Linked DNA regions of Mus musculus: region 2 is linked to region 1. A link is a contact called in ENCODE Hi-C data. All regions are on one chromosome and are shown on one strand. The core of a region is the stretch at or near the end of the contact, and the rest is flanking DNA. Distances in the headings are between cores, read along the strand shown. Region 1 holds the start of Prmt2 (protein arginine N-methyltransferase 2). Region 2 overlaps Ube2n (ubiquitin-conjugating enzyme E2N).

Region 1 (5,289 bases), core at 1,499-3,998:
TTAGTGGCTAACACTTATATAAACACACACTCATGGGGTCCTTTCATGGTAAACTCTGTGGAAAAACCAAACCTTCTCAGAAGTGTTCCTGCTTGTCCATCTTGTTTCATTTGTTTGCTTTTATTTTTTATTTTTTTTCTGGTATAGAATAGAATTTATTCAGGGCATGGGGAGGGGAGTAAGGAGAATGTAGAGGCAGAGAAAGGCAGAGAGAGAGAGAAAGAGAGAGAGAGAGAGAGAGAGAGAGAGAGAGAGAGAGAGAGAGAGAGAGAGAGAAATAGAGGCCAGCCACGACCACATGGAGAGAGGGGGAAGGGAAGGGGTATGGGAAGAGCCCAAGGGGGCAAGAGAGAAGTGAGAAGCAAGAGTAAGGGGTTTGCTTGTTTTTCAAGACATGTTTTCTCTGTGTAGACCAGGCTGGCCTTAAACTCACAGAGATCTGTCTGCCTCTACCTCCTGACTGCTGGAATTAAAGGCATGTGCCACACACCTGACCCCTTGCTCACCACCTTAACCTTAGAATACATAGATGGGCCATGATCTCAGGCTAATTATGCCCAGAAACTTGACCACTGTCTTTCCTAGTACTGTGACTTTAAACTGTGCACTCTCAGAAATGTGCTCTGTCTCTGAACTTCTGTATATCAAGTTTGCAGGCTCCTTGAGTAAAATTCCTACAGTTTCTCAGGGGAGGGAGTAAGGAGAGGGGTGTGTGACAGGCGTGGGTGGGTGGGTGGTCCTTGCCTTGGGAATAACTCCAGTGCTCCTCTTAGTTGCTGCAGCTAATATACCTTTGATTACTCTTGGTTGTGCTCTGAAGCTTTGCACTAACCAAGATGTCTATCTTTATTGCATATGGTTACACGTTTGGTTACAGTGTCTTCTTTGACAGACAGCTTGTCAAGCCAAGCAGGGATTAAAAGGAAGGTAGCGGCATTGGAATCCACTTTAAAAATAACTCCTGGGTGTGCCTGCTCAGCTGTACGCATACTGCATGCATTCCAGTGCCCATGGAGGCCAGATGAGGGCATCAGAGCCCCTGGAACTGGAATTACAGGTGCTTGTGAGCTGCCTAATCTAGATGTTGGGAATTCAATTCCAGTCCACTGTAAGCGCCCAAATGCTCTTAGCCACTGAGACAAATCTGCAGGCATCACACTCCACTTTTTACAAAAAGAATTTTCTTTTTCTGGTTATTTGAGACAGGGTTTCTCTGGCTATCCTGGAACTCAACCTGTAGACCAAGCTGGTCTTGAACTCTGAGATCCGTCTGCCTCGGCCTCCCAAGTGCAGTGAGTCCCCTGGAGCTGGAAGTTACAGGTGGTTTGTGAGCAACCTAACATAGGTGCTGGGAACCAAACTTGGGTCTTCTACAAAAACAGTAACTGCTCTTAACTGCTAAGCCACCTCCAGCCCTTACAAAGCCACATTCTTTATTCAGCCACCACAGGTACCCTTTCCTATGTTAGGTTAGCAAGGGTGGATCCTAGTGCCTGGAGCCTGAGCTTCGTGGCACCAGCAGGCTTTCAAGAATAGGTCTCAGGCCTGCCACACTGGGGGCTCTGAGGACAGTTTTTTCTGCCTTGGAAGATTGTGGGAAACTCTTTTCAACCTGTGGCATCCTGGCTCAGAGCTTCAGCCCTCTTCATCTGGTGGAAATGGAAAACTGGGCAGATTTAAAAAAAGGACCAGGTCCTCACACAGACAGACCCATCCCTTGGCTGCAGTTCATTGTGCGACTCCACTGAACCGATGGACTGAAGGCACAACAGGTGTGGTTTGCACAAGCCTTGCAAGCCCTGAGATGCCTCACAGCAGGTTTGGAATGATTGATTATGTTATGAGCTGTGGTGTTTCTACTGCACGAACCGAAGCATGATGGTTTAATTATAGAAAACAAAGAATTTTAATATTTCCCTATCATTCCTCAGCATGTATTAGAGTGTCTAGATTATATTGGACAAACGCATCCACCTAATTAGTATGCAAATCTGCTTTTGTCTCTAGTCAGTGGTAAAATTGTGTGTATGCCGAGTTTTACAATAAATTCTTTTCTGATTCACTTATCAGTAAATGTTTGATTCGTATGCCTATTTTAGATACCTAGAGTCGCTGAAAAACTTTCTGAGTAGGATGGGATTGCTAGTGGAGAAAGCTTAAGAAACCTTGCTTAGGGTCACCTGATGTCAGTGTCATTGCTCCTCCGCCCCCAACCCCTTCAGCACAGGATCTTCAGGACTTGGGGTCTCTGGTGTGTTTCGTGTCTCAGTAGCTATGTTGGTTCCACGATCAAAACTTAGTCCAAGATACTGTAGGGGGGTCCCATTCTGCAGAAGCTGATTCAGATCAAAACTAGGTTATTAAGCATTCGGAGAAGGGCATCAAACACACCGGCAGTCCCAGGTACACTCAGGACAGCGCTAGTACGCACTCCTGCTTCAGCCTGCCAATTGTTGCCTCGGTTCGAATCCGCTGGGGGCGCGGTCTACACCACCTGTGGCCTCCAACCCGGAGTCCAGTCTTCCCACAGATCTCCCGGTAAGTCGATCCTTACACTTTCTCACCTGCGTCTTGCAGCCTTAAGGCCCAATGCGACCGGCCGGAAGCAGGGACAGAAAATGCGCTTGCGCTGAGTGACAAGCTCTTAGAGAAAACCCCTGTCTCAAGACTATCTACAGCTACCAGCACCGAGTTTATACACACTGCGCTTGCGCAGGACACCCAGGCCTGGGCGGGGCGTGCTCTTCGGCCAGCTGGAGTGCTCCGCGCTTGCGCAGGTCCAGGGCGGCGGCTCAGGCTTCGGGTGGGCATCGTCTGTTCCTTTCTGGTATAGCCTAGAATTCAGCGGAGAAACGCGGCTGAGGTAGGTTTCTTAATGGACAGCTTAGACATCTGGATCGCAAGTGAGGCAGGGCAAGCTAGGCAAAAGGTCTTCCCTGTGCATGTCTCCAGCGCACTGAGGCCTCCGCCCCCTCTGGAGGCTTTAGAGTGCCCTCTCGAAGGTTCTATTCCAGCTACCCCCTCCCCTTTTCTCAGCACCGTCCGCCCTCTTCGCTCTCCTTTCGCTGCACCTCTCAATTCCCCCTGCGCACCTCCGCTGGCTCTTAGAGCCACGCCCTTCCAGGACCACGCCCACCTGCCTTCTGTATCCCGAGCCACATCCCCCATGCCTCTATATTCTTGGCCTCTATGGCCTCATCTGCTTGGCCTGGAGAACCCTCCAATTCATTGTCTTTCTTCCTCCGGGCACCCTCCCAGGCTTTTCACTGAAAATATAATTGTAAATAATTTGTGATTCTAATTATTACGAAGTAAGTATGAAGTCCAGATCTGGACGCACAACAGGCGTTTAAACAAAGAATCGATGTAATCTCAGAGCCAGTTAGGGTTACATTGCCCCTGGGGGTAAAAAAATAGAATTAAAGAACAGGAGGGTGTCGGGCATGGGGATTTCAGTTCTGCCTGTGGGTTAGGTCAAGTACTGGGCAAGGTGTTTTAATTTGAGTTTAAGCTATTAAGTGTTCCTAAAAAAAATGATACTGATTTATTCTAAGTAAAAAGAGGCTTCATAAATATCTCTTAAAAAAGGAGACTTCAGAGGAATAAATCTAGCATATTAAAGGAAGCACACAGCATTTGGATTTTTTAATTTAAAAAGCCCTCTAATGAATTGTGATGATAAAACGCCAATCCTGTTCCATTCTTAACACATACAGTAAACTGTAGCCGTGAAATGAGATTACTGACCAGGCAGTGTAACACTTTGTGCTTCTCTCTCTTCTTTCAAGTAGGCATGGGAGAGAAACTGAAGTAAAGCCCCAGTTATGAGACATGATCATATTGAACTATGGAGGCACCAGGAGAAGGTCCCTGCAGCGAGTCACAGGTCATCCCGGTTCTGGTACGTAAGAGCCACGTGTAATGATCATACAGAGGAACAGTACCAGCTTACAGGGGTGATGTCACTCTCCTTGTCTCTCAAGGTCCTGGCTCACAGGAGGATGCTTGAATTTAGAGAACGTTGAGGCAGGGGGATGGGTCTGGTCATTAGGTCCCATGCTGTGTATTGTCATGAACACTTCAGGGGACACTTCAGCATGCTTCAGATTCTTGTACTTGTTCTTAGATGGCCGTAGCATAGGACCAGGAAAATGCTTGGTACTCGAGAAGATCTGTCTTGGGTACGTATATTCAGTTTGATCCATGTTACCAGAGAAAAGATCTCCTTCAATCTTAAGGAATATTGATTATGTACAGTTAATGAAATGACTATTCAAATAAAAAGGTTTATTAAAAAAATCAAGATTTTCATGTCTGTGGTGTCAGCATCAGCCAGTTTTGTGTCCCTTTTAATGGTATGCCTTCCCTTGGGTTTTAATTTATTCAATTACTTAACTTATTGATATAGGGTCTTACTGTGCATCTATGGCTGGCCTGGAACTGCTATGTAGACATGACTGGTCTCAAATTCACAGAGATCAGCCTGCCTCTGGCTCCTGAACACTGGAATTAAAAGCCTCCGTGCCCAGTGACTGGGTATGTATGTACTGGGCATATTTATATGTAGGATTTATTTTTCATTTCATTCATCATTTTCCATCTTCAGCTGCAGAATGTTTTAATTCTACGAATGCCCAGTGTTTCTTTTGGGAAATGTAAATATTAAGACAACTATAAAATAATATTGTAGACACTGAGGATCTGTCATGCAGAGATGAAAACGTAATACACTGTCACAGTTTTCTCAAAACATGCGCGCACGCGCGCACGCACACACACACACACACACACACACACACACACAAGATTAACGTCATAATCTGTTCTCAAGTCCAGAACGGTTCCTTCCACTTTTAGAGGCTGCTTTGTGTCTGCTTGTGCACCGTCTGTACCTTTATGAACTTATAAGGGTCCCCAGGCCAGCCACAACTAAGCAGTCCAATCAAACAAAATGAAGGATCCCTGAACAAAAGTTTGAGTTTGCTGTGTGTGTGTTTTCTGAGGCTTGTGTTGGTGCTGTTGCGGTTTCTGCATCTATGGAGTGTTACCTGGGCAGTTTGGCTACTTACTGCTGGGTCTCCTGCATGTGCTCTGTCTGTGAGTGTACAGCAGTGTAGGGACGTAGGGATTGCCGTAGGGATGCTGTGGTCTCTAAACCACTATGCATCGGGTCTCACTGTTAACCTTTCACTGGGAGCTCAGATGTAGTCCCCATCTCCTCCCGCGCCTCCCCATGGTACTGTGGTGAGTACCTGTTGCCATAGCTGGTGCTTCAGGTAAGAGGCTCAG
Region 2 (5,289 bases), core at 1,894-4,393, about 19 Mb before region 1:
CCTCTGCTCATGCTTTACAACAGTGAATCAGGACAAGACAGATTTGCTAATGTGCATGTAATCACCAAAGATGAAGATGCCTGGGCTTTTATTCTGTAATGTTTCTAAGACTGTGTCCATTAAATGCAAACAAAAAAAGGAAGAAGTCTTGGCAGAACAGGAGAAGTGGTGTACACTCGATGATCTGATCGACTTAAATATTGTTCATGGCATATAGCCTAGTCCATGCTCTCGCTGTAGACAAAAAACAAATATGCAGCTGTTAGTTTCTTTCCAAACAAGATAGATACCATCTCCTATAAACTGGATCAGACCAGTTTTCTGAATACCTTACTACCAAAACAGTGCAACTAATTAGGGGTTTTGTTTTCTAAGAATCTCACTATATAGACTAGACTAGCTTCAAACCTTTCATAAAATTCAACAGATAGAAAACGTTCTTTCATTTTTGAATAGATGATATGTTTATAGCAGGAAGAAGTTTGTTGATTCTATAAATGGCTATATCCTTTAAGTGGACCATAAAAAAAGAACAGTTTCCAAGTTTTCTAGTATCTTCACATACTGCCAATACAGTAGTCATTATAGTATATACATGTGGTTAAACACTGCAAAATCTCCTTCACAGAATATTTTTAAATGTAAGCTTGTAAATAAAACATCAAATGGTAAGGGACCTAGCTTGAAAAGCAGAGCAGGTGAAAGAAAGAGAATAGATATTAAGTACCTGTTTCTATGGCTTGGGCTTCGTTGGTCTTCCATTGCTCGGCTACATCATTTGCTAATGGATCATCTGGATTAGGAGCACTTAACAAAGCCTGGATTGATAGCAGAACTGTGCGGATCTGCAGTGCTGGGGACCACTTATCTATGAAGGTAACAGGCCCAGTATATGATAAAGCATGGACAACAGGCCCAGAACTGCTGCACTTCCCTCCCACACACTCTGGGGCTGTTAGCATACAGTGAGATTCCAATGCTTACATTCTAAATGTAGAATGCTTAGGACAAAAAGGACACGTTAATAAAGCACAGGGTGACAAACAACACTTACCTTTCAAAATATCTAAACATATTCTTCCCAACTTGTCTACATTAGGATGATAAATTTTGGTCATGAAACGTACTTTAGGTGCTGCCATTGGGTATTCTTCTGGAAGGAATAGTTCAAGTTTAAAAGTCCCTCCCTCAAAGGGGGAATCCTGGGGGCCAGCAATGACCACATGAAAATAACGGGCGTTGCTCTCATCTGGTTCTGCTTTAATGCCAGGAACTGGTTCTGCCAGCAAACGCTGGGTTTCCTACAACAGAAAAACAAGCATACCTGTGAAACAAATGTCATTTCACTAGACACCAAAATTAAAATTAGGAAGTTCGTCTTTTGAAATTAAATATAACACAATCTCCCAATGGCATAATTTTCACATAAAACGTGAAACTCTTCTTTGAGTTCTTTTAAGAATTTCTTTGACCTCTGCATCATGCCATAATAATGCACACACCCAAAACAATAATAAAAGGCTTTATGGCAGGTATGATGGGATACACCTTTAATCCCAGCAGAGGCCTACATAGTGAGTTCCAGGACAGTCAAGCAGCCAGGGCTATATAGGAAAACCCTGTTTCCAACCAACCAGCCAACCAACCAACACCAGACCATTCATGTAACAACAACCAACTGAATATAACTGCAGGACATTATCACATTCTAGATTGGATTAATAAAACCAATTTTTATGCTCACATAAAAGGAAAAGAAAAATGACACCAGGGTTGCTACAATAGGCAAAGCAACCTGCTCTAAATTATATTTAAAACCAAGTCACTGGGCAGGAGAGATGGCACAGTGATTAAGAACACTGACTAGTCTTCCAAAGGTCCTGCGTTCAATTCCCAGCAACCACATGGCTCACAACCATCTGTAATGGGATCTGATGCCCACTTCTGATGTATCTAAAGCTACAGTGTACTTATACACATAAAATAAATAAATCTTAAAAAAAAAAAGCAAGAAAAATAGGCCATTGAACTCTTCTAAAATTTGGTCATCCTTTGTAGTCAAGGGCAGACGAGGTCTAGAATTCTCAAAAATCTCTGGATGTTCAAGACTCTTACATAAAATTGTACAAGTATTTGTATTTAAACTACAAAAATCTTTATATTTCAAACCATCTCTAGATGACTTATAGTGCTTAAAACAGTGGGAATGTTATGTAAGTAACAATACACAAAATAGGGAAGAATGACAAAATTCTTGTTCAATAAAGAGACCACTTTGCCATAGGATTTTCCAACTTCATCTGGCGGAAGCATGGACGCAGAGTGCTACCACACTCTGGAGGTACTGGAGAAAAGAATAAGCCTAGGAAACTGAGTGTGGCAACAACAGCTCTCATACTCTTGGAAGCACATATCTGAGTTCAAGGTCAGCCTCTACCTAGCAGACTAAATAAACAACCTCCTAGTACTCTGCCTGGCTTCCAACCTGGACCTTGCCATCTTGTACTTCCAGGTTCTACCTTCTCCAGTTATTTAAACGTCAAAGCCTGGCAAGGGACTCCTGTGCTCTGCCTACCTTTCAATTCACCTTCATTTATCCCCACACCCTGACTTTTTGGTTCATTTAATCTCCTGAAAGTTCCTCAACCTACTAGACATTATTTCTACTTCAAAGACTATACTTGTCCTTTTCCCCCAGGAAAAGCCAAAAAGGGACCCTAGCCTTTATTTTAAGCGGAAAAAGATGTTAAAGATCAGCAGAGGGGCAGAGAAATAAAATAAAATAAATAAATAAACAAACAAACAAACTAGGCGGCAAAATTTCAATTTTGGCCCTTTCTCAACTTTGTTTTATCCCAAGTCTCCATGAAAAGAAAGAAAGGCTGAAAGAGGGGGAGGGGGTCCAAGATTCTAAGTAACCACCACTCCCGGATTATACATAGTAGCAGCTATTTAAAGGTCTAACAAGCTACCCAAAGTACCTCCAAGATCAGATCCTAAAATAGCTCAAAAATCACTGTGCGTTGTCAAATTCCACACTCACACCCTTGTCATCCATTTACCTACTCTTAGTCAGGCACTCTTCCCAGAGAATGCATTAGTGGGGTGTGGGGTGTACACCTGTAGTCCTGGCACTTGGGTGGCTACGGCCAGAGAGCAGCTAGTCTGGGTTCCAGGCCAGCCACACAGCAAGACCCTGTCTCAAAAACCAACAAGTGGAAAGCACCACTGTGACCTTACTGATCTAAGATTTCACTGGAATCTACACTACAGAGTAGTTAGAGATATAAAGCATCCCTCCCATGTCACCACACAATATACAGATCATCATTTTATCTGATGAAACACTCTCCATTTCCCAAACTTAGCATAGGTTGTGAGAATAGAAAAACCTGACACCAGTGTCTAAAATCCATACCCACAGTAGGAAGAAGGGAAGGAAACACTAGTGGATATAATCTCTCTCCCTCCCTCCTACCAAACATAAGGTTAACCACGAGGAACCTTCAGGTCTTACAGTGCTTCGTCGTAAGGACAGTAAGTGCAGTGTGGTTTAAGTGACAAAGCTGAAGTTCCTACTGCTTCACTTGTTTAACTTTCTGAGCAAGCCCGCTTTTTTATATTTCATATAGTTGTGGTACTTTCCCCTTGCACACAATTTGTCTTCCCAAAGCTGCAGTTATCCTTGGTCAACCCCAATCAAGAAATATTAGTTGATGGGCCAGCAAGACAATATGGCAGGTACAACTTGGCACACAACCCTGACAGCCTGAGTTCTATCATCAAAGCCCTCCTCCACACGGGTGCTATGGTGTGGATGTTTTCTCTCCTCCCACCCTCTCTTTCATATATAAAACAATGCAAGAGATTGTCCTGTCACTAGAGTACTAGGATCAAAGGCAGGCACCACCACTCCTGGTTTAAGTTTTTTGTTTTTTGAGACAGGGTTTCTCTGTGTAATCCTGGCTGTCCTGGAACTCACTCTGCAGATCAGGCTGGCCTCAGAAATCTGCTTGCCTCTGCCTCCCAAGTGCTGGGATGAAAGATGTACACTACCACTGGCGGGCTTGATTTAAGTTTTATGCACTTTTCATCCCTTCAGCAAGACACCCCCCCCAATATGATCTTTTCATCTAGCTATAGCATAAAATCTCACACTGCCGCACACCTGGATGTAAAATTACCCTTAGTCCAGCATATCCAACAAAAATACTCTACTGGTCCATTAGTCACCAGTCTCGGCTCTGACAACGTGTGTTCAAACAATCCACATTTTGCTTAGTGTTAGTGATAGTACTAAAGTGATGACTGCTAAAGAGAAACAATAAGATGTTTCCCTCAGGGTTAGAGTCTCCTTGCTGAGCTTTGACTACCAGCACCCATACTAGGTGTCTCACAACCATCCCTTATCTCTATTTCCAGGGGATCCAACTCCCTCTTCTAGACTTTGTGCGCCCCTAGTGCATGCACACAAATGTATATATATAGTAAATGATAAATAAATCCTTTAAAAAAGATAAAAAGCCTGTTTCTCTTTAATGAAAAGGTAAAGGCTATGCTACAGAGTGGAGCTGAGATTGTCTGTATGACTTGTAGGAAACCTTTGGTCCTAGCACCACCTAACCTAACTGGGCATGGTAGCACTGGCCTATAATCCAGAACTATCTTTGTTCCAAATTAGAAATGTAGAGAGGGAGAGAAAGCACTGACAGGGAAAGATCTTGATTTCAGCAACTTTTAGGGTTTGTTTGTTTGGTTGGTTTAAACCAAACAAACAAACAAAGAAACAAACTGTGTACTGCCAGGTGGTGGTGGCGCATGCCTTTAATCCCAGCATTTGGGAGGCAAAGGCAGGTGGATTTCTGAGTTCAAGGCCAGCCTGGTCTACAAAGTGAGTTCCAGGACAGCCAGGGCTATACAGAGAAACCCTGTCTTGAAAACCAAAAACCAAAACCAATCAAACAAACAAACAAACAAAAAAACAACAAAAAATATAGCTGTGTACTTTTTAAAAAATTGCAATTTCAGGTATTTGTTTGTTTGTTTGTTTTGGATAGTCTTTCTCTGTGTAGTCCTGGCTGCCCTAGTACTCACTCTGTAGACCATGCTGGCCTTGAATTTACAGAGATCTGCCTGCCTGCCTCTGCTTCCTGAGTGCTGGGATTAAAAGCATGTACCACCACTGGCCAGCTAAAACAAAAAATAAATAAATAACCTATAAATAAAGTTGTTCAAGAAAAAGAAATCTGGGGGCTAGAGAGATGGCTCAGCAGTTAAGAGCACTGACTG

The links. Hi-C counts contacts between places; a loop is a spot of excess contacts on that map.
Region 2: a loop to region 1 is called in a map of T-helper 17 cell, with 26 times the contacts of the local background. The contact joins the enhancer-like site here to the promoter of Prmt2 in region 1. A Hi-C loop is called at or near these places in 3 of 37 maps with a recorded cell type or tissue (T-helper 1 cell, T-helper 17 cell and T-helper 2 cell).

The regions. Positions count from the first base shown.
Region 1 is chr10:76,235,324-76,240,612 of GRCm38, reverse strand. Prmt2 (protein arginine N-methyltransferase 2) reads left to right here and starts at 2,748. Exons shown (of 11, transcript NM_133182.3): 1 at 2,748-2,863; 2 at 3,792-3,901. The coding sequence starts at 3,848.
Region 2 is chr10:95,537,217-95,542,505 of GRCm38, reverse strand. Ube2n (ubiquitin-conjugating enzyme E2N) reads right to left here. Exons shown (of 4, transcript NM_080560.3): 2 at 1,055-1,301; 3 at 728-868; 4 at 1-234. The coding sequence ends at 194. Among named protein-coding and RNA genes, the nearest start is that of Mir3058, 19 kb to the left of the region's middle. Within about 2 kb of position 3,143, at least 1 of the 3 ENCODE cell types and tissues checked has a DNase peak (open chromatin) inside an H3K27ac peak, as active enhancers do.